Linked DNA regions of Homo sapiens: all the other regions are linked to region 2. A link is an interaction called in ENCODE POLR2A ChIA-PET data of the cell type or tissue named here. Cell type or tissue: MCF 10A. All regions are shown on one strand. Links, peaks and the distances in the headings refer to the core of each region. The heading gives the core; the rest is flanking DNA. Region 1 has its middle 190 kb from the start of MIR548XHG. Region 2 has its middle 90 kb from the start of TMPRSS15. Region 3 holds the start of TMPRSS15 (transmembrane serine protease 15).

Region 1 (10,951 bases), core at 3,839-8,838, 460 kb after region 2:
AGATGAGAATTTAATATAATTTTGCTTTTATTTTAAAAAAGAAAATGAACTCTATAACTATGCCTCAAGTATGGCTTAAGAATTCAAAGATTCAAATTATATTTTACTTGCACATTTTCAGTTTACAGATTTTGAAATTTAAAAGAAAGATTTATTTGGTATTCCTTCTTAATTAGAATGACTAATGTTTGTTCTCTTGGGTTTGTCTGTTAATAATTTGATTTAGGTGCATCTGTCATACAATTTAGAGACTAATATTTTTTTAACCCCAATTGAAGTTTTGGCCTTTATTGTGGAGGTTAAAATGCTGATATTATTGTTTTAATGTGTTTATTTTGTTCTTACTATCTTTGTAGACTTGTGTTTTTCCACCTTTTCTTTTCATTGTTTATAGTTTTTAATTTTAATAACATGTTCTTATTTTTTCAGTACTATACAAGCAATACATCCTGTTTTTAAAATGTAAATACAATTATTTACATTTAATTCTTTAAGCAACATATTACTAATTGTTAAAATACTGAATGATATTATGCCTTTTGTGTGTTCATAGTATATTTAAGTAGTTTAACATATTTTTGCCAACAATTTTGCTCATTCAAAGCATTGGTAACTTTCAATAAAATTGAAGTGCTGAATCATAATTAATTTTTAATATTTTTACAGTGTATAGTTTCTTGTTTTGTACTATACTTGGCTTTAATGTTGCTGAAAACAAGAGTAATCTCAGACCAATATACCTTACTGTGGAGATTATATATATATATTGCTATTGTGAATAGTGCTTCAATAAACTTGCATGTGTATGTGTATTTATACTAGAATTATTTATATTCCTTTGGGTATATACCCAGTAATGGGATTGCTGGGTCAAATGGTATTTCTGGAATGTCTTTCTGAGCTGTGTAAAAAGGCAAGGACATTTTTAATGTATTTTATGGATAATGATATTTGAATCTTAATAACATTCTTACTTATATGCCATATACTCTGTTAATTGATTTATCATTAATGTTCCACCTGTTCCACCAAATTCTCCTCCAAACTCCATTGGAACAAGTTATTTCTATGACGAGATACTTATTAACATCATTTACAGATGAGTGAACTAAAACTTAGACTAAGAAATTTGCACATATGCAATTCTAGAAATTGGCAGAATTTCAGTTTGTTACAGGAGGTAGCTAGTCAGGCGTGAGCAGAGCAGGGGAGGACTCCACCCACCCCCCCACCAGGAAAGTCTGATGACCAGCACGTGATGGTCAGGCTGTTGTTAACTGTCTCTATAAAATACTAATTGGTCACAGCCAGCACCAGAAAAAGGCAGTCTCCCTATAGATAGGAAACACTTGAAGCTGGTGATCAGCAGCTTCCTGATAAGATCTCATGAGCTGGCTGAATGGGCTCAAGCATGCTCATTAAAAAGCAAAATGGCGGAGTTTAACTGGTATATGACCCTCCAGGGTTATGCTGCAGGTAAAGGGAAGAAGCTTCCAAGGAAAGCTTCAGGTGAGCACGCATAAACTCCAGGAAACACACTGAGCAGACTCACCTCCCAAGTGCCAGCAGGTCACCGCGCATGCGGGAAGGTCACCCCAAGGGAAGAATCAATGGAAAAGGGACACAAAGGTGCCGGAAGCAGGCCAACATATAAAACCCTAAGTCCAAAGTCACATGCGGTGCTTGTCCTGCAAGAAGAGGTCAGCTTGGCCCTCTTCTAAGTGTACCTTTCTTTTTATTCCTGCTCGAAAGCTTTTTAATAAACTTTCACTCCTGCTCTAAAACTTGGCTCCGTCTTCTTTTTCTGCCTTATACCCTTCAGTCTAATTCTTTCTACTGAGGAAGCAAGAATTGAAGTTGCTGCAGACCTGTACAGATGCGTTCCACCAATAATAATTTGAGTCAGTGAACGGGAGATGGAAAAAAGTAAGTAGATTTGAGGGCTATTTTTAAAAGTATAACTCTGTTGGTTACAACAGTACTCTGTGATGATTCAACATTGAAGAGAAGAAAGAGAGAGGAGACACAATAAAGCTCATGTTTCTGGCTAAAGAATCCAATTGTGTATTATTTACATTTATTGAAAATTTTTAATATTTTATGGCACCATTTATTTTGATCCTTCATTGAACCCTCTGGTATTCCTATTTTCTTCTCCCTTTTTCTGAAATATTTTACTTTTGCAGTGTCATCCTCCCCTGTTTCTGCTTTACCTTAAGCATACTATAAAAATGGATTCTTTCTGAACATACGTAGGTCACCGTCCCTATCTATGTAGTACTGCATTTGCAGTTCTGGTACACAGCTTATGAGAAAGCACTAATGAAAATCTCACATTCAAGGTTCAGTTTTTAGTAGGCTTCCATTATTTCGTAAGTCTGTTTGATCTTACTGACTTTCTCTGCCATCTCTCAAACTAATTATTTTTATTTTTAAGACAGTCTTTCTTTGGAGTGCAGTTGCATGATCTTAGCTCCCTATAACCTTGAACTCCTCACCTCAGCCTCCCAAGTAACTATGACTGCAGGTGTGCACACCATGCCTGGCTAATTTTTTTTTAATTTTTTTATAGAGACAGGATCCTGCACAGGCTAGTCTTGGAACTCCTGGCCTCAAGCAATCCTCCTGCCTCAGCCTCCCAATGTCCTGGGATTACAGGTGTGAGCTGCAGAGCATGTCCAGTTTCTTCAATGCTCTACATTATCAGAATATTTTAAAAACTACATTTCCTACAATGTCTTGGCAACAATATGTTTCTTATCCCTACTCCTTCACAGAGTGAATCCTTTGTATGGAGGTAATGTCCTAGAAAATAGTGCAATTGCCAATCTGTTCAGCCTGTGCTGCTTCTATCCTGATCCCTACATCGAACTATACACAGACCTTCCAATGATCTGTTTTGTGGAAGTTGTCATTACTGATGGAAGAAGTATAGGGTATCTTCCTGTTTTTATTTAGTTAGACTATGTTTTATGAGGTCAATTCTGTATTATATTTGATTCCAATGCAAGCCCCTATGCCTTAAGAAAAATGGAGTTTCCTTAAAGTTCTTGACAGCATGTGTTTCTTAGTCTTGTTTTTTTCTTTGTGATTTTTATACATTGAGCTTTTATTTAGTCTGTATCTTCATGAATATTTTAGTATTAAGTTAAGAAACTGATTTGAGAGCTGCTAGATTAGGTGTAGTTTATTTTGGAAATTGTCTTGATATAGGAAATTTAATTTACAGAAATGGGAAAACAATATACTCTGTTTCTGGCTTCAGATAATTAAAGCAGTGCTCACTTCCTCATTAAAGTATTAATAATAATAGCCAGAGTTTTTTTCACAGCATTATTGAGATATAATTTATATACTATACAACTGACACACAAAAACGTACAATTCAATTTTTTTGGCATATTTCCAGAATTGTACAACCATACCCTAGTCTAATTTTAGTAGATATTCATTCCTCCAAAAGAAACCTCGTATTCATTATCAGTAATTTACCTTCTATCTCTATAGATTTACCTGTTTGGAAATGTCATATAAATAGAAGCATACAGTATGTCATCTTCTCTGAATTGCTTTTCTCACTTAGTATATTGTTTTCACGATTCATCCATGCTGTGTGATATGTCAGTACTTCATTCCCTTTTGTTGTGAAACACTCTTCCATTGTATAGATACACCACATGTAAACTACCCACTCACCGGCTGATGGCAACTTGGATTGTTTCTACTTTGTATTTATTATGAAGCAGGCTCCTATGAACATTCATGTAGAAATTTTCGTGTGGATGTGAATTTTCATTTCTCTGGCATGTATACCTAGAAATGGAATTGACAAGCTGTTTTCCAAAGTGGCGGAACTATTTTACATTCCCACTAGCAATGTGTGAGAGTTCCACAATTTCTCCACAATCTTGCCCATTCTTGCTTTCTGTCACTTTATTATAGTCATCTGTGATGGTGAATATTAGGTGTCAACTTGATTGGATTGAAGGATGCATAGATAGCTGGTAAAGTATTGTTTCTGGGTGTGTCTGTGAGTGTGTTGCAGAGACTAACATTGAGCAGGTGAACTGAGAGAGGAAGACCCACCCTTAATGTGGGTGGGCACCATCCAATCAGCTGCCAGCACAGCTAAAACAAAGCAGGCGGAAGAAGATGGGATAGATAAGCTGGTTTGCTGAGTGCGCTTTCATCTTTCTCCCGTGCTGGATGTTTCCTGTCCTGTGACATCAGACTCCAGGTTCCTCGGCCTTTGGACTCTTGGACTTACACCAGTGGTTTGTCGGGGGCTCTGGAGCCTTTGGCCACAGACTGAAGGCTGCACTGTTGGCTTCCCTACTTTTGAGGCTTTCGGACTTGTACTGAGCCACTACTCGCTTCCTACCTCCTCAGCTTGCAGATGGCCTATCGTGGGACTTCACCTTGTGATCGTGTGAGTCAATTCTCCTTAATAAACTCCCGTTCATATATACATCTATCCTATTAGTTCCGTCCCTCTGGAGAACTCTGACTAATACACCCTCCTAGTGGTTTTGAAGTAGTATCCCCTGGCGGTTTTGATTTGCATTTCTTTAATGACAAGTTATGTTGAGACTCCCCTTGTACTTATTGGCAGTCTACATATCTTCTTTGGAGAAACGTTTATTGAAACCCTTTTCTCATTTTTATATTGAGTTATTTGTCTTCATATTATTAAATTATGAGAGGTATTTATAATTTTGAATTCAAGTCCCTTGTCTGATACATGATTTGCAAATATTTCCTTCTATTCTGGAGGCTGTCTTTTCACTTTCTTGATGATGTTATTGGCAGCACAAAAATTTTACATTCTGATGTACCCCCATTGATCTACTTCTTTGTCACTTGTGTTTTTCAGAGTTTAAACCTAAGAAACTACTTCTATCTTTTATTCTAAGAGTTTTATAATTATTATTCTTACATTTAGGTCTATAATTAATTTTGAGTTAAATTTTGCTTGTTTTTATCTTTAGCCTGTCTACTCAGGGTTTACCCCTTTATCAGTAAAATTTATTTATTATTTAAAGATTGTGCTGTATTCCTCTTAGCTAGTTAGATTCGAACCCTTTATTGCCAACTATGAATGTGGCTTGGATACTGCTATCATTATTTAGGGAATTTACTTCTTTTTTGGTCTTAGCCAAGTACTAGTACTTTGGAGGTTCCCCCTCTGATTGCTTCATAAACCTTGCAGCTTTGAACAGGCACACAGCGTCCACAGCCATGGATGTGGGTGGTTTTATTTTTGATCTTTTGTAGTTATTTAGATCTTTTGATCTGAGTAGCTTATTGTTCAATCATCCTTTGGTCAGAAGTCGTGTTTAAGCTCCTTGTGTCGGTGAGCCTCCCCCTGTATTGATGGGTCATTGTGCAACATGAAGAATGCTTTAAATCCTTCCCTTTTCCCACTTTGATCACTTCCGCGTGGGTGCAAACCAGCGCATGCGCACAGCCTTCTCGATGCTCAGGGTTGCCTCTGATCTCAGGACAGCTCTTCTTAGCTGTCCTTTCCCCTGATTTTCTCTTTTAAACTTCTGGCTGTTCTCCTGTCTTACTAGTATCACTGAAATGCCACTTTACTCTTAATTGCTTTCCACCAAGATCTTTATTACTTTTGACAATGCCTTTAGATGAAGTTCTTCATTCTCTGTTCTAAATAAAGTCAGTCCCCTCAAACAAAGCTGAGGAGCTCATTATCCTTAAGTCCTGACCTCTCTCTCGTCAGAACTTACATGGTACTGCACCCGAGCTGAGGGTAGACACCCGCCTTTTCCAGAGTCACATCCCTACTCCAGTAGAGGGCAGTGTTTGCGTTAGGTTTGAATGTTTGAATGAAGAATGTTCCTCTCCAAAATTCATGATGAAACTTAATCCCCAATGCAACAGTGTTAAGAGGTAGAACCGTTAGGAGGGGATGAAGCCATGATGGCTCCATCGTCATGAATGGACTGGGGCTTTATAAAAGGGCTCGAGGGGACAAGTTTCTCTCTTCCCTCCCTTCTGCCACGTGGGGGCACAGTGTTTGTCCCTTGGGAGGGTGCAATGTTCAAAGCATCATCTTGGAAGCAGAGAGCAGCCCTCACCGGACACCAAAACTGCTGGCACTCTGATATTGGACTTCCCAGCCTCAAGACAAGTGAAAAATAAATTTCTGTTGTTTATAAATGACTCAGTCTTACGTACTTTGTTATAGCAGCACAAACAAATTAGACCGAAACTGTGCCTGTGTTTGTGGGAAGTAGCAGACCCTGGTCTTCTTGGCTTGCCCCTCATGATGTGAAATTGAAGTCCTTTGAAAAAGATGGGGTGGGGTGATTAGGGCCCCAGTATTCTCAGCTTGCCACACCTGGGGCCACCTTTGGCTCCGAAAGTGGGAGCTGGATGGAAAAAGGCATAGCTGGTGCTCTATACCACACCTGCCTAGAATGGAGCTTCTGCAATGTGCGGTTGGTAGTAGAGGGTAAGAAAAGCAGGCAACCTGCCCCTCCAGGGATGAAACATGAAGCTGAGGGGAGAGGGCAGTGCAGTAACTCAGTGGGTTATGACTCAAATGCCCCACCTGGCTGCTGCTCTTACTGAGATTTAGTAGATTTTCTTGATTGAATGTTTTAGCATTTGCTATATGCCCTTTGGACAATTTCCAGACTTTAAATGATTGTGTTTTAAAATGTTCACCAGTTAAAAGGCTGGAAAAAAGGGCCACTGTTCTCCTTATTCAACCATTCTATAAGTCCTGCCTACACTACTCTTTTAATATTTTTGAAATCTTGGTTATTACAAAATATAGCAAAACTTTGTCTTCAATGTTCCACATACTGATTCAGAAATACAGCGCTCTTAGAAATCAAATATAAACCTACAAATATTAATAAAAGGATAGATCTTAATATTAAAGAATCTAGTATTTTCTTAAATTAGTTATGTGCTGTATTTGGCTATAGTTAAATGTTTAGTTTATTTACGCAGCCTAATTTTATTCACTAATACACCTATTTAGTGGCAATTACCAAGGACTCTAGAAACAAATTTCTGTGTGTACGCAGGATAAAAGTTTGGTCCCGAGTCAAGAGATTGCTTTATAATTGATAGATTGCTAATGTTAATTTAAAATAAATGCCACCCAATTTACTTGATAATAGTACTTATGTAGCAATATTCATTTCTTGCGATTATGTATTTAAAATATATTGTCCATCAAGTATTATCTATTAAAAATATTATCTTCTACAGAATTGCTTTATTAATTTCTTTTACATTTTTTATGCTTAGCCAAGTTTATTTTATGAACATTACTTTTGTTATCAGTTCTTATCGATTTAATATATCAGCCACATTAATAACAGAGTAGCCTAGGCAAAATCCTCCAAAACAATTCTATCATCTTCCTCTTTATTGTATATCATATTTCTTAAACCTAACAATATAATTTTGTTTCAAAGTTTGTAGAGAATGGACTTCAATCTCTCTCTGAGATAAAATTATTATCTCGAAAGCTCAGGTGAGATAAAGATGAAATGAGTACAGGCAAACCTAGAAGGAAATATAAAAAGCAAGAGTTGTAAAAAAAAAGTTTCAGAACACATTTCTTAGATTTTTATTAGGAGCTTTTTTTATCTCTTATCTTCATATTAGAAGCATTAATACTTATGAGTTTGTTACCACATGAAATTTTGCAGTTAGAGACATAATTATATACACATATACACATATGTACATATGAACTATACACTGAAAGGGTTTCCCTGAGTAATGTAAATTGACATATAATTAATGTCTAACTCTATTGAAATTCATAGGATAACACTTATTTTTCATGCATCTTTTATTCACTATTACCTAGAAAATAGACTGTAGCAAAAGCAAATCAAAACCTCGGTTTGGAAACATAGATCAACAAAATATAAACTTGCCTATATGGGCTACTGCAGTGACTTCAGCTTGTATGAAAATTCTTGTGAAGACCCACTAAAAGGTATTATTCTGGTAGCTTTCCATTTTATTTATTTGTTTTATTTGTGTATGCACACGTGTACTCCTGTGTATCTATATCTAAATTTCTATCTGCAAATTTTGCTAATATATGATTCTGTAGTGAATTCAGCTTCTATAAAAGTTCTTGTGAGGACCCACTACAAGATACTATCCTGGTAGCTTTCAGTGATGTGTGTGTATTCTTATCTGCAAAATTTGCCTATATATAATACTACAGCAGCTTCAGCCTTTACAAAATGTCTTATGAGGATGCCCTGTAATATATTATCCAAGGAGCTTGAATGTGATTTACGTTGAGCTAGTATTTATCTTTAGCCTTTCTGTCAGTTAAATTTCCTACGTAACAACTCCAGAATTTTGTGTCTTTTAATGACAGCCAGTGATTCAGCCCATGATTCCGCAGACTGGCAGTTTTAATTGGGCTCAGTTGTTGGTTCTTTTGGCTTCTTTGTCTGTGGTAAGCTATATGATTGGTGGCCAAGGCAAGCTGGATTATGAAGGCCTTGTCTGAGAATGCTATTGACTAGGCCCCTCTCCAGGTAATGGCTTATCATCAGGCAGGCTAGCATGCATCTATTCACATGATTACAGGGTTACAAATGCAATAAGAGAGTGAACATTAAGGTGTCAGCACTTCTCAAGCCTCTAGCTGTGCTACATTTGCTACTTTTCAATTGTGCAAGATAAATCACATGGTCACACTGAAAGTCAGTGGGAAAACAGACTGCACCCTTGATGACAGAAGCTGCAAGTTGCAATGCAAGGAAAATGAGTAGAGCAGGGAAACTTTGAGGCTGTGTTTGCAATCTACTAACCTTTGGACCTGTTGATTACATTTCATCTGAATAATACGGCAATTGAGTTTTTAGCTTATTGTTTAAACAGCAAAAACGACATCCTAATTGTATTGTTCTGAGTGGTAATTTTAAAACAATTTATTTCTTCAAGGATTAGTTTCTCTGGCTGTGGTGGTTGTTTTCTCCACTATTCTGAAATTAAGACCTTGAACCTTGAAAACAAACAAATTGAGCTTCAGAATAGTATAAAGTGCACTGTGGATAAGTTTCTTGTTTTTTTTTATTCTTTAATTATTTTTCTAGAGTCATGTTTTTTTCCTTTGAGATTAAAATAATTTAACTCAAATTCTAATATAATTGAAATAGGACATGATCACGTTAATTTTCTCTTTCAAATATTTCTACTTAAAAATTAGTTGTATTAAAACAACCAGATGGATAGATATAGCTATGTGTGATATGTATATGTATGTATATAAAATATATGTGTGCATCTATATATCATATATTTTATATATGTACATGTATAATTTATATGGATTTATAATATACAGTCATATATAAATATATACATCATGCATTTATACCATATATACATGTATGGGGCAAAATTAATGTTACTATGTGTTTGAATTATCCTAAAAATATAATAAAAGTTTAAGTCGATTATAAAAAATGTGACAGTGTAAAAAATCAAATCTTCCAAATATTATAAAACATTATATTTTGGCTTATTTTATTTTTTTCCAGATAAAAATCTAGATGTCTTTAGATTTTATTTTTGGCACAGCATTTATTGCACCAGGAAAAATACATGTTAAGTTACTTAAAATAATTTTTATTAAATTGTTTAAAATAATTGTGCTTTATTTTTACTAATAGCACCATTTTCTTCCCTCCATTGAATTTCAGCTCTCAAAACATAAAATTTACTAATTATAAATTTTTAATGCAGAGATTCTCAAACATGGAATTGGGAAAAATTTCAGTGCTGTATTTAGTTGTGAATTATGTAGCAAATAATTTGTGCTGACATTTGAGATATATATATATGTATATATATAAAACTTCAAAACTTTAAAAAATATATATATGTATAATAAAGTTATATCTGTATATAATTTAGAGCAAAGGCAGTATTTTCTAGATAATAATGTCATTTTTACTTCTTGTCAGCCATATTTTTTTTGGAATAAACTAGAATGAGGCAGCACCTGGTCCCAGGGAAATGCATGGGAATGTTGTATAGGAGAATGTTACTCTTCCTGTCTTTTATGATGATGAGAAAAACAAAGTAGAGAAAAGCTACTTTAATCCACATGATATATAAATTGAAATCTTAAGGAAACATAGCATCAAAGAATGTGTCATTACACTATTCACAATAAAAAATGACAGCAGTTGAATTTGTCTATGAGTATCTCCACATATATTGCCCCACATATATTGTGGGACATAAATTTGCTGTTGCAAGGAGCAGGTGTCTAGAATTATCTCATTATTCTAAGAACCAAAGAAGGTTATGGAGACAGCACTAAGTAATCTTTAAAGAAAGCTCATAAATAGCTAACAGATAATGCTTCCATCCCCCATTTCCACCAGGATTAGTCTAATAGTAGCTGAAACTATTCAACAAGCCATGGCCTCATCAAAGACAACCTGAGATCCTTTCAAAAAATCCCATCTCTGATACTGTGATAATGCTTTTCCTTCCAAAATACTTCCACTTGTTCTTATCCCTGACACTTCCTTCCTCACATTGTTTTACACCATGAATACCGCGGAAAAAAGGAATATAAGCAGCAAAATTTGCTATGGACTTTCAATTTAACCACAAATCTCTGCATCCTAACCCCCTACATTTTTTAAGGTCAGTCTTCCTCTTTTCAACATATATAATAGAAAATGTTAAAATGCACATTTCCAAAGAATAGTATACATAATATTTATCTATTTTCCAAAATAAAATCTTAATTCAGCTTCTCATACACAACAACATCAGTCAGAATTCCATTCTTGCTCTTCTTGTTGAGGTTGAGGGGTTTTCTTGATTATTTTCGTTGCTGATGCTTCTTTGATAAAAACACCTATTTTATTTTTTGCCTTACTGCTTTTAAAATTATTATTTTAAAAAACATAGTAATTTA
Region 2 (10,951 bases), core at 2,109-7,108:
AGTTTCAGTGAAATCATGGGCACAGTCTCAGTTAAATTTAAGAGAGATTGTGAGAAGAGGACTTAAAAACAGTGAGAGGAGACAATGTTTTTGCAGAGTTTTGCTGCAAAGGATAGCAAATAAGTCAGGTAATAGTGGGGAAAGTTTCAAATCAGAGACATATGATCAGCATGTTTGTATCTGAATCAGAATAATTAGAGTGTGAAATATTGAGTATGTAGGAGAAAGCAGAAGGAAAAAATTCTGGTGTTATATCCCTAAGTTGGCAAGAGAAGATGAGACCTGACTCTAAGAAGTGGGAAGGCAGGGAAGTGAATGCAGACTTATGGGTGAATAGGTGTTGTGATTGGTTATGTGGAAGCTCTTTTCAGATTGCTTCAGTTTTCTCAGTGAAACAGCAAGCACAATCAGCAACTGGGACAAAGGTAGGGGTGTGATACTGGAAGCTCGAGGAGAGAGAGCGTGTCAAATACTATTGAGAATGTGGAGGCATGAACATACCAACAATATGTGATGTGACGTCTGCCAGCATTAAAGGTTTGCTTAAAGTCTATTGCTATTAATTTATAGTGACAGCAGTCAGTGTATTTTTTTATTCACCTTTACTTTGCTAGATAGATGCAGATATGAAGTAGACACAGAAGTTGCTGTATTGTTGAATTTAACCATCATTATGGTTTTGCCAAAGAGTTCTGTTTTCATGCTGCTAATAAGACATACCTGAGACTGGGTAATTTAGAAAGGGAAGAGCTTTAATTGACTCACACTTCCACATGGCTGGAGAGCCCTCACAATCATGGCGAAAGGCAATTGAGGAACAAAGTCGCGTCTTACATGGTGGCAGGTGAGAGAGCTTGTGTAGGGGAACTCCCATTTATAAAACCATCAGATCTCCTAAAATTTATTCACTACCACGAGAACAGTATGGAGGAAACTACCCCCATGATTCAATTAACTCCACCTGGCCCTGCCCTTGACACGTGGGAATTATTACAATTCAAGGTGAGTTTTGGTTGGAGACACAGCCAAACCATATCAAGTCCAGTAAAGCAAGAACAGAAAGGAATCAGGGGTACTTCAGGGATTATGATGACTGGCCATGTAATTTGAGAGGGGACATTTTGGGGACAGAAGACCACAAAAAGGAAGAATCTCTGAACCAGAGACTTTAAGGTAGTGGTCGACATTTTTGGCACCAGGGACAGGTTTCGTGGAAGACATTTTTTCTGTGAAGTGGGTAGAGGTGGGGGATGATTTGGGGATGCAATAGTTCCACCTCAGATCATTAGGCATTAGTTAAATTCTCAGAGGGATGCACAACCTAGATCCCTTGCTTGCACAGTTCACAATAGAGTTCATTCTCCTATGAGAATCTAATGCTGCCACTGCTCTGACAGGAGGCAGAGCTTAGGTGGGAATGCTCTCTTGCCTGCTGCTCACCTCCTGCTCTGCAGCCCAGTTCCTAACAGGCATGCACAAATACTGACCCATGGCCAGGGTTAGGGACTCCTACTCTAGTTGACTCAAAGGATGGCTAAGATGGAATTACAAGAGGGAGTGATTGCAAAGTTAGCTGTGTCTGTTCTTACTTCTGTGCCATAGTGAAGTGTTTCCTGGCCATTGCCATATCCTTCATAAGCTTCCACTGATGCCTAGCCCTGTAAGAAAAAAAGTGGATACACATATCCTTCTGTCCTCTGTGTGGTACACTAGGCTTTGATGTCTTACAGCACTTTTAGTGACTCCTTTCAGTTTTTACTTGCTGCTTTCCCATCTTCTTCTCCTGTGATAAATCCAGGAAAGACACGTCTAAATGATAGCCCTCTACCAAAGGCCAAGCTTTCTGTCTTTGTATACTCAGGGTACGTCGTCTTTGAAATACTCAGTATTTGACATACTCAGGGTATGTTGTCTTCCAGGAGGCCTCTTATTTCTATCTGACAATTCACCGTCAGTGTTTTGTTGAATCAGTATAAATCAATCTTACTCATCTCATGTATATGCTTGTCTATCTCTACTTTGATGAATTTCTCAAAATCAGGGCCTGTCTCTTAGTCACTGTATCTATGTACAAGACCTAGCCAATGGCTAGCATAAAATAACGTATCCTAATTAATCAAAAGATCTGTTATCACCTGAAATTCAGCTCCATATCTAATTACATACTTGATCTATCATGACTATTTCCCATTCACCACACGTTTGGAAAATATAACATTGAGCTAATTCATTACTTACCTATCCAGAGAGGCTCACTGCTCTGATGTCCTTCTCCACCACCCCGCTCCCTGCAAGTATTCACAACATTTTCTAAACCACCTATGTTTGGAACTCTGGGTCTTTCTTTCATCTCACTTCTGCATTTTTCAGATCCCTTTACCAAACCTTATAAGTAATTTATATTTCTTTCATCTGGCTTTTGCTGTTTCCAGATCCCTTTACCAAGCCCTATAAACAAATATTTTAAAATGTCTTATTCACTAATTTCTTTATTTTTATTTCTATTGCAGTCACTCTTTTTCTTAGATTCAGAGTCATTTACTCATTCTATAAATTATTTTTAAGCACCTACTAAGAGCCAGAGACCTACTAAGTGCTAGGTGCTGGAGAGAGAGTTTTAAACAAACCACGCAAAGTCTATTCTTTCATGGAGCTTGCATTCTAAATGCCTTAGCAAGAAAGTATAAAATAGTGCTTCTGTGCTATTTAAGAATTTAAAACCGAGTTTGGGATAGAAAGTGACCTGGAGTCTACTTTACATTGAGTGATGGAAGGTTCCCTGAGAAAGTGACATGAAAACTGACCTAAATTAATGACATTCACTGACACCTTTGCTGACTGTTCCACATCTCTTGTATCTCACTCTGTCCTACAGATCTTTCTGCCCTCGCACTTATTTAGTGTATTACATAAGGTAGCCATTGAAAATATGTAACTTGGTATTTTTATCATAATTGTCTCAGGTATATCAACTATGAACTTAGAGTATAAAGTCTCTGAGAGTGAGACTATCACCATCTATACCAACATGCAAAGGAAGGAGCCTCTGAAATGGGAGGTAAAATGTTAGCTTTCCTGTTTTTATACTCAGAATTTTAGTTTTATATTTGTTAATAGAAATTTTAAGATTAATTTAAAAATAGATTCACTTATTCCTAAAACTCTTCATATTTATCACCTGAATATGAATTCCTCCAGCAGTGTTTTTTTTCCACTAATATCACCTACACATTGCTGCTCTCCTTCTATGACTTTTTGAATGCACATAAACTTATTGTTTCATTTCTGAAACGCACTTAAGTCTTCCTGAGGCTATATTCAATAGCAATTAAATTTAACTTGTGTCATACCAATAATACACATAACTCAGTTAAAATGACAATGAACAGCTTTGAATGGGTTCACAGGTCCACAGCAATAGCATGCTTACCACCTGAGTGACTGTGATTGACAGGCACCATACCCAGATTGTAGGATGTGCTCTAATTTTACAGATCTTACATTGAAAGGTTAAAAAAAAATTTATCTTAGAAATGCTAAAATGAAGTAATCTATCCTCAGCTGATGTTCCATGGAAGAGCCCTCTGTAGGAGATTGACAGGTATGCTGAAAAGAGTTTGGGAATGCTGAGTTAAATACAGTTAAATTGGAGTCTCAGGACCTTCCAGAATCTTCAGTATGCAATAGGAACTATGTATTCCAAAAGGATTTATTTTTCAGTGTTTAACTAAGAACCCTTGTTTTCACTGTTCTCAGCCTTTGGAGTTAGTGTTCTATGGGATAAAATTTGGGCACTGATCTGGACAGCAGAAATAATATCCAAAGAAATATAGGTTATTACTTGATCCATAGATAAGAAAATGCAGGATTTTAGTGAGCTGTAAAAGCCTGAAGATCAAGATGTGGACCTGAAGGCCCATCTATTTGAGACATCCACTGGCTGTGGGCCTCTTCCTCTTAAGCTGGCTATAAAATCAATATAGCTCATACCATCTTCCTATTAACATTTCCCCCTGTAGTTAGCTGCATGTCCTAGATTTTCAACATGGTCCAAGTATAAAATACTTTGTCCCATTATCAACTAAGTATCTCATGTGATTTCTTGCAAAGTCAGGTTATTAGAATATAATGTGGGCACGACACACAGAGGCAGAGCCCAACCTCAGCAACCTTTTTCCCCTTGAAATGTTTATTTTCAAAATTATCATACAAAAATTCGAAAGAAAGAACAATAAACATTTGCATAGCTTTCTATTCTCACTTTTACGCTAATGTACTTTGAGTCTAGAGGTAAGGCATTTCAGTGCTCTCATGAATGAAATGATGTAGTTGTGTGATCTTCAGGGATTCATTTGCCTTTAACATTTTGTAAGACCATGTAAGTCATAAGTAATTATAATAATAAAAAATTTAGAAAATATTATCTTTCATTTCTAGCACCATTATTCAAATCTTAGTAACACCACAATGTTTATCTGTGCCTGGCATTTTTCATTTCACATAATTTCTAGTAGCACGAATAAACATTTAACAAGAGATTCCTAGGAGGAAAACTGACCTTCTAAGACTAAAGCCCAAGGGAGTCACAATTAAGGATTTGAAATAATTAGTCTGGTTCTGTAATGTTGTACCTCCTTTTATTCTTACCATTTAGTCTCATTCCGAAAGTTTAACTAACCCTAAGTACATTTATCATTCCAGGAGCGTTATTATACTCTGCGTCTAGCAACATCTTAGGTATCAAATAATTCATCTTGCAAAGTAGAAGCACCTTTTATTTTTCTTCTCTTCCTATATCTCAGTATCTTAATTGCAATGACTCATGAGCTGACTTTTTTTGTTTTTTTCCCGGTTTGCTCACGGTCGTGCTGATGTGTCACAGAACAGTGACTACAACTTCTGCTGTAATTGATGGGAACGAATTCTTCTGGGATGTGTTAATACAGCTGCAGGCAGTAAGGCAAGCAGCGAATGGAAACTAAATGGGTTCAGGAGCTCTAGAGACAATGATGTTGCTGGAGGCGGAGAGGTAGGCAGCCACTAATAACTACAGCTAAACAGTGGGACAAAATCATGCACTAGGTTTGTTTCACCAATCAGTATATATCATATGCATTTGGCAGTTCGGAGTAATTCTTTCTTTCCCAAACCAATTAGCCCTTCACTGTGGTGCTAACTAGTGCATATGTAGCTGCTAGTTAGAATAATCACTAGCATTAGGAGATATACGTAATGTAAATGACGAGTTAATGGGTGCAGCACACCAACATGGCACATGTATACATATGTAACAAACCTGCACGTTGTGGACATGTACCCTAGTACTTAAAGTATAAAAAAAAATGTAAAAAAAAAAAAAAGAATAATCACTAGGCCTTTGATTTTATGTGCCCATGTTAAAGATATAGATTTTCTTTGGTGTTTTGAAGACAAACTATGTCTTTCTTAATCTTGAATACTTTTTCCAAAGACCATGATTCTATTTAGCTTGAAATTAAGATTATTCCTGGCCGGGCGCGGTGGCTCACGCCTGTAATCCCAGCACTTTGGGAGGCAGAAGCGGGTGGATCATGAGGTCAGGAGATCGAGACCATCCTGGCTAACACAGTGAAACCCCGTCTCTACTAAAAATACAAAAATTATCGGGGCTTGGTGGTGGGCGCCTGTAGTCCCAACTACTCGGGAGGCTGAGGCAGAATGGCGTGAACCCTGGAGGCGGAGCTTGCAGTGAGCCGAGATTGCGCCACTGCGCTCCAACCTGGGAGACAGAGTGAGACTCCGTCTCAAAAAACAAAACAAAAAAAAAAGATTATTCTTTACATATTCGTTTGGTGTTCTAAACTTTCTAAACTTGGAACCATATAATTATAGTTTTGGTTCAAACATTTAATTTTGCTGGTTGGGTGTGGTTAATCCCAGCATTTTGGAAGGCCAAGGCAGGAGGATTGCTTGAGACCAGGAGTTTGAGACCAGCCTGGGCAACATAGTAAGACTATGTCTGCAAAATCAATCAATCAATCATTCATCATCATCATAATTTTGCTGATCAGGAGTTTGGTCTAAAAAGAATGAGTTAGTTGCCCAAGATCTCAGCACTGCTTATGGGCAGTCTTCAGGTAAAAGAAAATGATAAGGTTCATCATGGTTAGATTTACCAGCAATTCGGTAAAATATACTGAGAGCTTATAGTGTGTTACGCATAGGACAGGGGTGCAAAGATGAATTTAATTGACACTTGGAAATATACAAACACAAATTATTTCCAGGTATATATTCTTTACCAGTGACATGTACAAAGTGCTGCATGGGAGAAAAAAAATCTTAATTTGGATTGGAGAGTTGGAAGACAATGAAACACATACAGTCAGTGGCAGATATTATTGGTGGAAAAGCAGAAGTCCTGTTGCAGAGTCCTTGCAGACTGTAGTGGCATTTTGTGAACGTATTTATAATCTGAGTTTCACAAATATGTAAAACTACAATTTTCCTACCTGTAATTTGTATTTGTTTCATAGCACAATGAAGAGAAGCCAGAATGTATTTAGATTTTATGTGGAATCTTTAGATATTAAAATCACCTTATTTTCATTTCTCCAAATAGAAATAAATGTTCCATGCTCTTGTCATGGCCAATTTCGCTTACTAAATAACAAAAAACAAAGGCATATTGTTTTTCACAGCCTTGGCTTGACGTTATGTGGGTGACTTCCATGGCTATCTACATATCCTTGGTTTTGATACTAAACATCGTATCGATTACTGTTATTACAAAGATAACTGTATATAAAGGTCCTAGAGTCGTCAAGTCATTATTCATAATTCCTTTAACAGGCATATTTCTTTGTAAATAAAGAATTGGGCATGAAGTTAACTTACATGTCCAGTTGGGAAGAATTTAATGACTCTACCACCATATGGTGTCTGGCATCTTCCTAGAGAGCCACAAGTCACAACATAAAAAATCACTGCACTACAGTGTCAGACATGGATTTCAGCCTCCTGCTGAAATACTCAAGGAGTGTTCAATATTTGTGTCAGCTTTCAGCAGGCATTTTGATGAATATGAATGTAATAGAAATGTCTGAATCTGTGTATGAATCAAATATAAGCCAAATATTAACTGCCTCCTAAGAGAAAATGCTTTGATTATTTTTTCACTTGTTTTTCTGTCTGCCTGGTCATTTCTTGAGGCATCAGACTTCATACTGGTTTAGTGTTGGAGTCTCATTCTTCCGGGGAGGAAGGACAAATTAAGGGGACATATAAAAAATTTTTTTTAAAAGTATCTTAAATCTGTTACTTTTTGAAAGGACAACTATAAAGTTTACTATCTTCCAAAGAGGTCTTAAAATTCATAAAGGAGAGTTTAATTGCAGGATTTATGTTATAATTATGCATAGCCAGAAAGTCATGAAGCAATACTAAACATTCCTCACATGCTGTCAAGTCCACTGTCTTCAAAATAATTGTAATGTAAACGGTTATGTCTGACCAAAAGGTAAAGCGTCCTCACATCTCATGTAAATTAAATGTTTCAGAGGTTAGAGAATGACAAACCTGCTCTTCACCCCCTATTTAGAGAAATAAGGGTAGTTTAAGTTGGGCATAATAATGTAGATAAAGTAATACAAATAAAACAACAAAGTTATCCAGTTATTTTGTTGTGGACATTGTGGCTCCAGAACTTTTATTAACTGCTCACTGGTATACAATGGCTTCATTAAGTGCTATTATCAGGTTTTAAAAGAGTGTCTTTACAACCTTATGTTATTCAAAAACTTGGGAGAACTTCTTTAGACTGTAAGTCTTCAGGGAGAAATGATTTTTTCAAAAGAAAAATACATGAAAAGTACCTAGGTTTATATTTCTCTGGCCATAATTGACCAGCTACGGTTTTAGAGATCAATTTGTGGCTTGTGTGTTTATATCTGTCCCTTTAGACATTGTAAATTTTTATACAAAAGAGTAGCTGCAAATGTTCTCCTTCCCAACTGACAAAAGAAGAAGAAGAAATAAATAAATAATACCGTTAACATGAAAGAGTTCATAGGTGGTGTGGAATTTCAATAGGAAACCTAAGCCTGGATTAAAGGGCTTGATACATATACACTTGGATTTCTCATATGTAAAATAAAGGATTACATTAAATAACCTTCTAATTTTAACTTTCGTTACTTCATGATTCATAATATTGATTCTTAAGAATCATTTCTCTTTGTTTTTTTTTTTGGATAAATAAATGCCTTGCATGTAAGTATAAAAAATACTCTGAATCAGTCACCAATTGTTCTTCTTCAGTAACTATGGTTTCCTATATACTTGTTAAAATGTTCTATCCTCTTACTATTGCCAATTTCACTTACTAAATAATATAAAAAAGAAAAAAACACTGTTTTTTATACCTTTGTCAATAAATTATGGACGTCCATGGTTGTCTACGTATGTGGCTGTCCACATATAGTAAATACATATTTTATGTATTCTAATTAATGTAGTTCACATTTTTATATGCCCCAAGCACTCACGTGCCTTATGTTCAGTTGGGAAGGCAAGTCATGTAGAATCATACTACCAAACTCTACTTCTGTATTAAATAGGACCCTATACATTCTAATTATGATACTTTTACTATCGATGGAGAGAGAGAGAGAGAGAGGGAGAGAGAGAGAGATTCTACGTTGAATAGAAGACATCATCAGGCAAGATGATATTAAATCCCTTTGAAGATTATTTTTCTATCGGTAGTGGGTTGAGTGGTAGTCCTCCAAGAGATATTTTCACGTGGAACATGCAAATGTGACTTTTTTTTAGAATAAGGATCTTTGCAGATGTGATTAAATAAATATATTGAAAGAGAAAATCCTGATTAATTAGAGTGAGCCCTCAATCCAATGTAAAATATCCTTAGAAAAGAAGAGAAGGGGAGAAGATACATGAGAAAGGACGTCTGACAATGGAAGCAGAAACTTGGGTAATGCAGCCCCAGGAACATCTGGAGCCATCAGAATTTGCAAGAGGCAAGGAAGGATTCTTTCCTAGAGCCCTCAGGGGGAGTAAGGGGCCTCTTGACATCTGGGTTTAGGAGCTCTGGTCACCGAATCTATGAGAAGAGACATTTAGGTTGTTTTAAGCTATCAGTTTGTTATGGCAGCCCCAGTAAACTAATACACTATCATTGTCATAAACTTTATAAAACCAGGACTAATACATACATGGAAAGCTGAATCCATTTAGGAACTATATAGCACATTCAAACTGAGAAATTCAAGAGAAGGTAACAAAGTGACTCTTTACAAATGTGAGGTCAGGATACAGGACAGCGAAAGTGGTAGTGTGGTAAGGGTGCTTGCTAGGGCTGTCATAACCAAACATCACAGGCTATGTAGCTTAAACAACAGGAATTTATTTTCTCACAGTTCTGGAAGCTGGAAGTCCAAGACCAAGGTGCTGGCAGGGTTGGTGTCTCCCAAGGCCTCCTCCTGGGTTGCAGATGGCCACCTGCTCACTGTGACCTCATATAGCCTATTCTCTTTGCACTGCATACGTGGTCTCTCATACATGTCCTAATCTTCTCTTCTTGTTAGGTGGGTGCAAAAGTAATTGCGTTTTTTGCCATTGTATAGAGACACCAGTCAGACTGGATTAGGGCCCATAATAAGAGCCTCCTTTTCACGTAATTACCTCTTTGAGGGCCCTATCTCCATATACAGCCACATTCTAATGCACTGGGGGAATAGAGCTTTAACATATGAATTTAGAGGAGTTACAATTTAGTTCATAACATTGCTCTTAGCAAGGCCCCAAAGGGTGAGAACAGGATGAAATTATTTGAACCCAAAGACACAGAAGGCTTTGTGGAGAGGGTTGCCTTCTAGGAGCTGCCAGCTTTGATGGAGAGATAACAGCAAAGCCACAGAGGAAGGCAAGCTAGAGAGTCAATTCTTCTCTTCCTTAATTCATCTCAGGGCAAGAAACACCACCTCGATAAGACATACACAGCAGGCTTCCAGTGCCCAGAGCAAGGCTGAGAAGGATGGAGAGAGAGTCTGAGGTGGCCAATGGAAGACACTTAGCAAAACTGAACATTGAAAATCATTTCATGGAGACCACTTTAGCCAACTCTGCAGCCTGAATGTGTTAGCAAAATGGGTCTGGAGTAACAAAATACATCTTACCAACTCTTACTATAACTGAGGAGTTCATGAAAATGGTCTAGAAGAATAAAGTACATGTTGACAACTCATTATAACTGAGGAGTTAATAAAAACAACATAAATTTGTATAATATGATCTCAAAATTATAGGCATGCCCTGGAAGTTCTAAAAATCTTAATTCTTACTAAATTATGTTTTGTATTTTCAATTGAAGTGTATGTATTTATGTCTTCATAAACACTATGTGGTTTAGAACATCACAGATGTTGACAGGCATTCTAAGATTTAAGCGCTGAATGCTTAGCAGGGCTGTACTCCTGATATTCAAAATGCACTTACTCACATTTTAACTTACCTATACTCTAGGTATCTTCTTTGTTATGTGGAAAGATTATTAATATCCAAGAATATTACAAACTTATGGGATATGATTTTAATAAAACAATTGCTAGAGAAATGATTTTTGCGTGTAGCATAGTTCTTACTGTATCTTCACTACCCAGCACTAATTGATATTTGATAAACATTTACTTAACTGAATTAAACTGCAAATAGACTTGGCTCATTTTCCTACATATATAAATAAGCCCCTAGTACATAATTATTATTTGAACATCTTTATGTATTAGAAACTAAGTAATAGGTGGTAAATATTGGGATTTATTACCAGGCTGTTCTTATTGCCCATAGACTCCTTAGTCATTTTATATTAAGCCGTTTAATAAATAAAATAAATAAAAATGATTATTTTTAACAAATCGTCTCATATATTGATATGTATATTGTTTTTCTAATC
Region 3 (10,951 bases), core at 2,036-7,035, 91 kb before region 2:
TCTGCTTAGAGTTGGGGCAATTTTCTCCATAGTAATGGGGCTCATACATTTGAGTATCTTGGGCATATTACATTTATTCTCTAGTTGTTTCACAGTGAGAAAATGGTGTTTTCAGCAAGTAGTTAAACTGTGTTATAAAATTTGAAACCAGCTGTCAGTCTCCTACCATTTGCTGAAGGTCAAAAGCAAGAACTTTGAAATCCACTGAGAGTTTGTCTTGCAAATTAGGATTATATGTAACTCCGGATGTTATTTTAAATGTCGCTCTGGCTTCATGACTCTGTCCAAGTGCTGCACCTAGATAAATTAATAAGGAAAAAACACTAAGATTTTGGATTATGAGTAGGAGAAAATATGCACATTCTGTTAAGACATAGAAGTAAAGCTCTCGCCTGATGTGTTAGCTCTGTAGTTCTTGCTTTTTCTTTGTAGTCTCATGTTTCAAAATCAGCTGCTTTCTTTCACCAGCTGTCTGATTGTTTTAAAAGATTGGAAACTAAACCTTTTCTCCATTCTTTCAACATTTTTTTTCTTTTCTTTGAAGTCTAACCCACACTCCAAGCTTCCAAATTTTCATTATTATTGTTATTGAGATTCCTGTTGGAAGATACACGGACTGATGAACTCCCACCAATCATGGGAAGTGACTCAGGGAAACATGGTGAGAAGTGAACCATTAAAAGTTTTGTAGTTGCTTTCAGATACTTCTTGAACACCTAGCATCCAGGGACACCACTGGGTTTTGACATATGAATTCCTGTGAAGATTTCAGTGTTTTGGTTACTTTGAAACATGACTTTGAGGCTACTTCTTTCATTCTAATAATTATAAAAATGGCATGCATGACCTTGTGCCATTAGCTGGTGACTGTCTTTGTTGAAGACGTTATTTAGAATGCTGTAGAAAATAGATAACCTCACTAGGAAAAAAAAATGTAAAAAAAGAAGGTTAACGAATTAAATATAAACATGGATAATAAAATGTGTCATTAAGTCCTACATAATCCCTTTATCAGCATATTTTCATTGACACTGATTTATGTTTAAAATGAATTGCTTCAACTGAAACTCACAATAATGAACTCATTAGTAAATATAATAATAATGACATATAATTCTCACAATAATCTGGTGCGAGAAGACGTAGTTTCTTCTTTTCTGAGATAGGGTAATTGGAGTTTAGAACGATTAAGAAAATTTCTCAAGGTAGTAAAGGTCTTAGGCAACAGATCTGGAATTTGGTCATTGAAATGACTGACTCTACAACCCAGGATCTCTATATAATACATTGACACCAAACTATCCCATTAAGAGGATAATTAGAAATAATAATTCAGGCAGTATGTGTGCATATAGTCTAAATAGCTTTAATTGCATAATTGATGTAACATATTATTTATACTATTTCATTTGTATTTTAAATACTCAAAATTACATTGAAGTTTGCATGTTTAAATGTAGAATACAAAGAAGGACTGAGGAACTACAACAGATTAAAGGAGACTAAGGAAGCGTAATAACTAAATCTTATATAGGAATCTGCATTGGATCTTAAGCTGGTAAAGGGCATTAGTGGAAAAACTGGTGAAATTTGAATAAAGTATGTGGTTCAGTTAACAATACTGTAGAAATGTTAATTTTTTGATTGTGACAATTGTACTGTGGATAAACGAAATATTAACATCCAAGGAAGCTGGGTTATATGAGAACTCTGTACAATTTTTGCAACTTTTAATAAGTCTAAAGTGAAGTCAAAAAAAGTATAAAAAATGTTAAAAGTAGTATGTGCTTTGAAAGCCCTAAAGACTCTGCAAAAAGGCTCCTGAAACTGATAAATGACTTCAGCAAAGTTTCAGGATACAAAATAAATGTACAATGTCAGTTGCATTTCTATACGCTAAATACATTCAAGCTGAGAGCCAAATCAAGAATTTAATCCCATTGTCAATAGCCATACAAAAGATAAAATACTTAGGAATATCTCTCACCAAGGATATAAAAGAGACCTACAAGGATAACTACAAAACACTGCTATAAAAATCAGATAACACAAACAAATGGAAATAATTCCATGCTAATGGATTGGAAGAATCAATGTTGTTAAAATGACCATACTGCCCAAAGCAACCTACAGATTCAATGCTATTCCTATTAAACTATCAAACTCATTTTTCATAAAATCATAAAAAATGATTCAAAAATTCATATGGAACTAGGAAAGAGCCAGAATAGTCAAAGCAATCCTAAGCTAAAAGAACAAAGTCAGAGGCATCACATTACGCAACTTCATGCTATACTATAAAGCTATAGTAACTAAAACAGCATGGTAGTAGTACAAATACAGATACATAGTCCAATGAAACAGAATAGAGAACCCACAGTAAAGTAAAGCTACACATCTACAGCCATCTAATCTTTAACAAAGTTGACAGAAAATAAACAATGAGGAAAGGACTTGCTAGTTAATAAACAGTGCTGGTATATCTGGCTAGCCATATGCAGAAGAATGAAACTGGATCCCTACCTTTCACCATATACAAAAATTAACGCAAGATAAATTAAAGATTTAAATTAAGACCTCAAACTATAACAATCCTAGAGGAAAAAAGGAAAACATCATTCTGGAAATTATGCTTGGCAGAGAATTTAGGACTAAATCCTCAAAAGCAGTTGCAACGAAACCAAAAATTGGCAAGTGGGGCCTAATTAAACTAAAGATCTTCTGCACTGCAAAATAAACTATCAAGAAAGTCAACATACAACCTATGGAATGGGAGGAAATACTTGCAAACGATGCATCTGACAAGGTCTAATATCCCGAATCTATAAGGATCTTAAATAATTGCACAAACAAAAAACAAATAAACCCATTAAAAACTGGGCAAAAAACATGAACAAGCACTTGTCAAAAAAAGACATACAAGTGGCTAACAAATATTTTAAAAAATACTCATCACCACTAATCACCAGAGAAATGTAAATCAAAACCACAATGAGATACCATCTCATGCTGGTCGGAATGGCTATTACCAAAGAATCGAAAAACAACAGATGTTGACAAGGCTGCAGAGAAACAGGAATACTTATACACCGTTGATAGAAATGTAAATTAGTTCAGCCACTGTGCAAAGCAGTTTGGCTATTTCTCAAAGAACCTAAAACAGAAATACCATTTGACCCAGCAATCCCATTACTGGGTATATATCAAAAAGAAAATAAGTCATTCTACCAAACAGACACACGCACTCACATGTTCATCACAGCACAGTTTACAATAGCAAAGTTATGGACTCAACCTAGGTGCCCATCAACGGTGTACTGGATAAAGAAAATGTGGTACATATGCATTGTGGAATAAGATGCAGCCATAAAAAAGAATGAACTCATGTCCTTTGCAGCAACATGGATGCAGCTAGAGGCCATTATACTAAGCAAATTAATGCAGGAACAGAAAAAACAAATACCACATGTTCTCAAGCATAAGTGGGAGCTAAACAGCAGGCACTCGTGGACATAAAGATGGCAACAATAGACACTGGGGACTACCAGAAGGGGAAAGTGGGAGAGGGGCAAGGGTTGACAAACTAACTTCTGGGTACTATGCTCAGTACCTGGGTGATGGGATCATTCATACCCCAAACCTCAATATATGCAATATACCCAGGTAACAAGCCTGCACATGTGCCCCCTGAATCTAAAATAATAGTTTAAAAAGAAAAAAATAGCAGTATGCATTATGATCTCTGATGTATTGGTAAAGCATTAACTCGAATCCCTTTTTATATTTAGCTGTTCACTGTTAAACAGTATTATCACTTATAAATATTTATTTTCTCTTTCACTTGTAAAATAACTAACCTTTGTATGTTTATTGAACAACAGGGATTCCAATGGACTTTCAAATGCTTATAGATCCTTCAAGTTATTCACAGCAATTAAATAAGACCAAAACAGCCATTTTTCTAAAAGTTTAATTCAATCTGTATTGTATTTTAGTACTTTGTATAATTTTATAAAATATCCACACTTTCTTTCCCTTTAAAATATAGCCCGTGTGTATGTCTATAGTTTTTAAATAGACCAGGAATTATACTAAAATTATTTAATAAAACTATGGCATGTGCATTACATTCTAATTTAAACTTACTTATTTACTAGAATAAAATAGCTAACCCAACAATTGTGAATTTAATAGGTAAAACTAAAATCACTCACAATGGAAAGATACGGTGGCTCATGCCTGTAATCCCAGCATTTGGGGAGGCCGAGGTGGGCAGATACGAGGTCAAGAGACTGAGACCATCCTGGCCAACATGGTGAAACCCCACCGCTACTAAAAATACAAAAATTAGCTGGGCGTGATGGCGCGCACCTGTAGTCCCAGCTACTAGCAAGGCTGAGGCAGGAGAATCACTTGAACCCAGGAGGTGGAGGTTGCAGTGAGCCGAGATCGTGCCACTGCACTCCAGCCTGGCGACAGAGCGAGACTCTATCTCAAAAAAAAAAAAAAAAAAGAGAGAATTTATATGCACATATATATATATAAAGTTCATCATTTTAAAAATGTAAAAAATTGTTTTTAAGAGAAAATAAACTGTTAATACGTAGGTTATTGCTATGCTTTCAATTTTTTAAATTTACCCTATAAATGAATAAGTGGTAAGATGGACTATAAGTTCCAGAGCGGGATTGTCTAGTTTGGAATCTTACTTCTGCTACCCACTAATAATGTGAACTTAAGCAAGTTACTTCTAGTCTCTGTCTCAGATCCCTCATCTGTAAAACGAGCATACCAATAAGCTTTCATATGTTGTAGCTACACAATACATTTGAAGGTATTTTAAAAGCTGTTGGTACAAAGTTAGCTCTAACTAAGAGTTATCATTTCTTATGCTTTTTCTGTTTATCGGAGTTGCTACTCAGTTTGTGACCTTTTTAAGTCTACATTTATATCCAAGTTATTTTATATTAGTAGAATTAAAATGGTTAGACTGATAAGAGAATGAAGATAGAAATAAACAATATTTTCTGTTAACTTTGCATGTTTATCTACTTACATATTCAACAACATGTTAATATGTTTGTGATTTAAATTATATCAAAACAAAATCAGGGGCCATGAAATCTACTTGATTATATGTTGAAACCAAGATACTTATTTAACATTATTTATTTTAAAAACTACTCAGTCTCATGCTTAAATTCTGCATTAAGTTTCAAATTACATACCAATTAATTTTCCTAATATTCTCTGAAGGGAACTACAGAGAAGTACATGAAGGCAACATAAATATTTTGTCATGAAGATTAATTTGAAATATTAGATTGAAAGCCCAAAATAATGCATTTAGTTGGCAATGAATAAAATAGACTTACAGAATAACTGACACTAAAGTGTGTACATTCAGCTGAGAGCACCTTCACGAGCCAACTCCATGTGACTTACCTCGTTGGGATTCCTTGATTGTCAGGCAGGATACTGCAATTAATCCAGCACAGAGCACTACCAATATGGCAAAGAGAGCTGCAAACATGATTTCATAGGAGCTGAGAGAATGATGCCTAGAAGATATGCCTCTTTTCGACCCCATTTTTGGTTTTGAAGGCTTGCTAATTTAAGAACTGAAAGAGAATATAAATAATTCTACCAACTGAAGAGAAAAATCTCTCAAATTTTTAAAGATGTGTAAAGCAACAACCACCTGTCTACATGCATACCAGTCAGTGTAAGTGAGTTGTGTATGTCTCTTTGGCAAAATTATGTCTCTATACATTAAGTATCATTAAAAGGGTAGTTAATCTTTAAGAAGATATAAATGAGTAAAGATGCCTAGAGTTGTAAATGTTAACTACCTGAACAGGCCATTTGCCAAGGTGAATCAAATTAAATTCATGTTGTAAACAAAAGACATTTTATCATTTTGAGAACTATTAAGAAAAATGTGAAATTCATGACAGACAAATTAGTCACTAGGCACATGCATCTGATATTCATAGAGAGAGTTCCTAACAGATCAACCTTCTACCCTCTGACTCAGATGATTCTTAAGACACTTCTCTTATATGTTGATATAGACCTTCTAAAAATAACTTTTAGGTGCAGATGTATATAAAGCCTAACATATATATACTCTCTCTGTGTACATATACATATACATGTATTCCTTATGGAAACAATCAAAAGTGTTGCAAACTTTGTTATGTCACCCAGGTGAAGTTATGCAATGTAAGGCAGTATTACATAAGGGAAAGTACACTTAAACAAGGCGTTCTATGGCTACTCTTTATGGCCTTGTGCAGTTATTAATGAATGGTAGTACCTGTCATAAGAGGAATAAAATATGTGTTTCTATTCTAAGAAAATAGTCTGGGTGGGGAAGACATTGCTCACTTGCCCTGGACTTTATCTCTTTAAATATGCCAATTAGAACAAGAGAACAGGTTAAGATAATCATAGTTATAGTTGTAGATATATGCTTTATGGAAAAATCAAAGTCATTTTCTGATAATTAAATTACGGTTTAGCATTGGGATTATTCACACCATGAATAATGATGAGTTCAGGAACTTTAAAACACAAAAATTAAAACTAAATAAAACCGAATCTATTCTGAAGTAAACCAATGTGACTTTTATTCTGGTAAATAAAACTGGCAGGAGGTAAGAAAGTTTTAGATTGGAAACCCCTAACACACTGAAATTGTGGCATATTATAATGGGCTAAGATGAACAGTAGCTGCTTTTCTTCTTCTTTACCCATGAAAGAAGAGAATTGCCTGTTGCCCCCAAACTCAAGAATTTTTGCTGATAAAAATAGAATTATGAGTAAACAAATGTATTTCATTGAAAATATTTATATTTTTAGCTAATTGACTTAAATATATATATGAAATATATATATGAAATCAGAGACACCACTTATGGACTTGGGAGAAGTTTATTTTATTTATATTCTAGGGGACAATTACAATAGGCCAGACCCTCTGATAAAATTGGAACCTACAAAAAGCGCCTCTTGAATTTGGAAAGCCAAAGTGAAAGCACAATGACTGTTTTCTTTGTATGGCTAGTGCAGAAGCAAACCCTTTTTAGAATATCATATAGCGCTTTAAGTTACATTTCTTTTGACTTTATAGAAGGAAAGCAGAAGACAGTGAGTTCACATGTCTGCTTCAAGCATAGCATGGATTAATGGATAAAATATTAGATTGAAAGCCCAAAATAATGCATTTAGTTTCAGAAACAAAACTTTCACTTTCGATCACAAATTCTCCTCAAATAATGTTTTAAATAATTATATTTAGTATCAAGCAAATGAGTGAAAGAATAGCTTTTTTAAAGAAGGCAATAATTTATGGAGGACAGACTGAAATTAAACAAACAGATGAATGTGAAAAATCAAATCACATATCTTGAAATTTTTTGAAAAGTTATTAAAATAAAACAGGACTTGCCCTATCAGGTAACAAAACTCGTTACAAAGCTGTGATATAAAGAGAGTGTTGTATCAGTCCCAGCAAAGAAAACTGTCTCAGCGGAATTAAGTGCCCATAAGTGTGATTTGCATATGGAAACTTCATATATGAAAAACGTAGGGCATTAATAATAGGTTAGAAAAGAGTGGCTCTTCAATACATAGCGCCGCATTGATTTGTTCTCCATCTTCACATGAAGAACTTCAGATCTTCATCTCACACCGTGAAGAGACATAAATTCCAGGTGGATTAAGCATATATAAAAAGCACGGAAAAATTTTAGAAGAAAATATAGAAGAATGTCTTTCTAATGATAAGGTATTGAAGGAATTTTTAGAAAAGGATTCAAAAATAAAAGGAAAAATCATGAAGAACATTGATAAATTTAGCCAATAGTAACACTGACTTTTCTTTTTTTAAAACAAAGTGTATCTAAAAAATAAAACCCTAAGCCACAGACTTGTGTTTTTTTCTTTATAATTTTTTTCAAACTGCATATGTTTTCATTCAGCTATGACAGAATTGAACTGAGGCAAAAATTTTGGTATGAGGTACTTACATTTATTTTAAAGGCAGTCCAGAAAACCTCCATGAGAAGGGCTGGGAAGTGAAGAGATGGAGGGTGATAAAGCCAGTGAAGACTGGGTGTGATCAAGCCAGTTACCATCATAGGCATCTGGAACATAAGTCTGCTTGGGACCTGCGTGAGACAGTGGGAACGCGTGTCAGAGCTATCCCACTTAGGGGGAAATAGAGTGGAATATTCATTTGCCAAAAAGCCATGCTCATTGGTTGAGGTTAGCTTCTGGGACGTCAAGTCTGGCACTTCGAGTTACTCTGTGTGAGTAGAACATCCAGGGAAGCTGACTTCAGTGTGCAGAGATGAATGAGAGGGCCTGTGAGTATAGAATCCTTACAATAGCTGCTATGGCTTACAAATAAAAAACACTCTTCAGAGATTAAAGAGATTTTCTATTGACTAACAGATAAAAGACAAGTAGCAGGCAATTGACAAAAAGGGCAAAACCAAACAAAAAAGAAAGAAAACAGGAGCACACAAATGTCTATAGGTGGTCAATGTTAGTAGTAGTTATGGAATTCTAATAAAAATAAAAAACTGACCTTAGACATATAAGCAAAAATTAAAAGCCTTAGCAATACTTAGTAGTGTCATTCATCGCTTGTCTGAGTGAAGATTCAAATAATCAAGTTGAATAGCAATTTGGTTAATATCTAGAAAAACTAAATGCACACATACAATCTGACCTCCAAATTCTCTTTCCAGTTAAATCTGGGACAAGTAGACAATGAGATAACATTCATTATAATACAATTATAATAAAATTGTAAGCCCTACAAAATATAGGGAAAACTTAAGTGTTCATCAATAGGAAAATGAAAAAGTGAAGTGTATTATGTTTATAGAATAAAATGTTATACACAAGTTTAAAGTACATGAACTAAAGTTGTATGTACTAAACTAGAAATAATAAAACAAAATTATATGCAAAGAAACAAGTTTAGAGGGTTATATGTGATGTTGCACAGCCTAAAGTAGAAAAGAAAATCATTTGTTTAGTGATGCAATTCTGTGGATAAGAGTGTACCCGGAAACGATAAATAGAAAATCCGTATGATGGTTACTTCTGAGCAGAAAAGGGGTTGGTTAATATAGAAATAGAACAACAAGGTGTATTTGTATTGCATTACTTCTGTTAAAATATTTGAAATACATTAATGAACCACATAAACTTTGACACAGTTAGAGGAGTAGGACATGTGAGTTAATATTCTGCATTTTTAAAAAAATAGATCAAAAGTTAAAGGGGAGACATAAGATTGAAGTCTCTGTGGTATTATTAATAATTTTCATCTTACCAAATAATTATTAAAATTGAAAGAAACTTTATGTGCTAAACTTTCTTTTTCTTTTTTTCTTTTCTTTTTTTTTTTTTTTTTTGAGACAGTCTCATTCTGTCACCCAGGGTGGAGTGCAGTGACATGATCTTGGTTTACTACTAACTCTGCTTCCTGGGCTCAAGCAATCCTCCCACCTCAGCCTCCTGAGTATATGGGGCTAAAGGTGTGTGCCATCATGCCCAGATAATTTTCTCTTCCCCCGCTTTTTTCTTTTTGTAGAAATGAGGTCTCACTTCGTTGTCCAGGCTGGACTTGAAGGAGCTTTTCTATTGTGAAAAGTGTAGAAGTTACAAAAATGTCCCCATTAGCCAAGTCACTGAATGCCCATAGGAGAATAAGATAATTATTTTAAACATATACTTGAGACATTTAACCGTATAAGATAAAACGCTTTATGTGAAGTGGAAACAAATGAATACATATTTGGGATGGCAAATAAAGAGAATATACAGCTCTAGATAGGGAAGATCACTAACTTAAAGAAAATTTCAGTGAGTAAATTGTTGTGTACCATTTTGGTAATAGGAATGACATATTCTGGTTAGGTGAATAATGAAGTAGAAAGAGACTTGAGGATAGTTGGGTATGGAGTGGGTGTAGCCAATGCTTTAGTTTTTGAGACTCCTAAAGGTGGATTATAATTATTTTTGCCTAGGGCAAATAAAAGGGTAAGAATAGAACAGAGAAGAAAATTAAGAGTCTGATAAGCTCTTGATAATGTTATAGAAGCAAACAGACCATGTGCACAACATATAGTGTTCATTTGTTCACAAATAAGTGGTTTTATACTCTGACTGTATGAAGTAGCAGTAGAAATTGCAGAGTTCCTAAAGATTAAAGCCATGAACACTTCTGTGAAATTTCATTCACTGTTCAACACAAGATGAGAAAACCCAAACAGCTTTCACCTTTAAATAATTTTGTGTGGCTGGGTTGTAATCAGATAAATATCTCTAATACAGTTACATTTTTAGAAACTAATATAAAATAAGAAAATATGTATTCTTCGTCAAAAATACTTCTGGACATTTCAGAGACTTCTTTTTTCTCCAAAAATACCAGTGCCATAGTCAATGAACACTCCTAGGATTGATGGTTCCAAGTTGATATGAGCTTAAGAAATACACATTTGCTTTTCTCCAAGACTGGTAATTATTTCTTTGACTTTCTATATAATTTTAACATGTTATTCTGAGATCTAATTGGCAAATTCTTTGTATTTTAGGTTTTTAAAGGGGTGGTCATCTTTATTCACACACAGTCTGAGGACTATTTAATAAACATCTTAACTAGGCACAAAGGAGAAGGTGGACCTTTAAATATTATTAAATGTCTTTATCATTGAGGATTCTTAAGTACTGCAATCTAAGAGATTTGCTTACTGGATATTTTTGTTTATTTTTTTGATCCTTGAAAAATTTGGCTGGATATAAAAATTTGGTGCTATTCTCTGGTACTGAATATTGAACTAGTCCTCCTTTATTGTTATAAAATAAAAGAGTTATAGTTGTAACGATCAATTCAATTTTAATTGAGTATGTATCATCATCAGTCAGC

What was found. ChIA-PET counts read pairs that join two places held together with the same protein. Peaks named below come from ENCODE experiments on the same cell type or tissue, not always from the same donor. Only the 100,000 strongest peaks of a DNase experiment are listed, where the experiment ranks them.
Region 1: POLR2A ChIA-PET joins it to region 2 with 5 read pairs; 1 of 35 experiments calls an interaction of 5 or more read pairs at or near these places.
Region 3: POLR2A ChIA-PET joins it to region 2 with 5 read pairs; 2 of 35 experiments call an interaction of 5 or more read pairs at or near these places.

The regions. Positions count from the first base shown.
Region 1 is chr21:18,946,032-18,956,982 of GRCh38, forward strand. No RefSeq gene overlaps it. Among named protein-coding and RNA genes, the nearest start is that of MIR548XHG, 190 kb to the left of the region's middle. In MCF 10A, for the core only: CTCF peaks have their summits at 5,823 (motif pointing right) and 6,024 (motif pointing right); a DNase peak (open chromatin) is centred at 5,820.
Region 2 is chr21:18,488,745-18,499,695 of GRCh38, forward strand. No RefSeq gene overlaps it. Among named protein-coding and RNA genes, the nearest start is that of TMPRSS15, 90 kb to the left of the region's middle. In MCF 10A, for the core only: no CTCF peak of the experiment used is centred there; a DNase peak (open chromatin) is centred at 4,917.
Region 3 is chr21:18,398,033-18,408,983 of GRCh38, forward strand. It overlaps TMPRSS15 (transmembrane serine protease 15), which reads right to left and starts at 5,753. Exons shown (of 25, transcript NM_002772.3): 1 at 5,446-5,753; 2 at 167-297. The coding sequence starts at 5,590. In MCF 10A, for the core only: no CTCF peak of the experiment used is centred there; no DNase peak of the experiment used is centred there.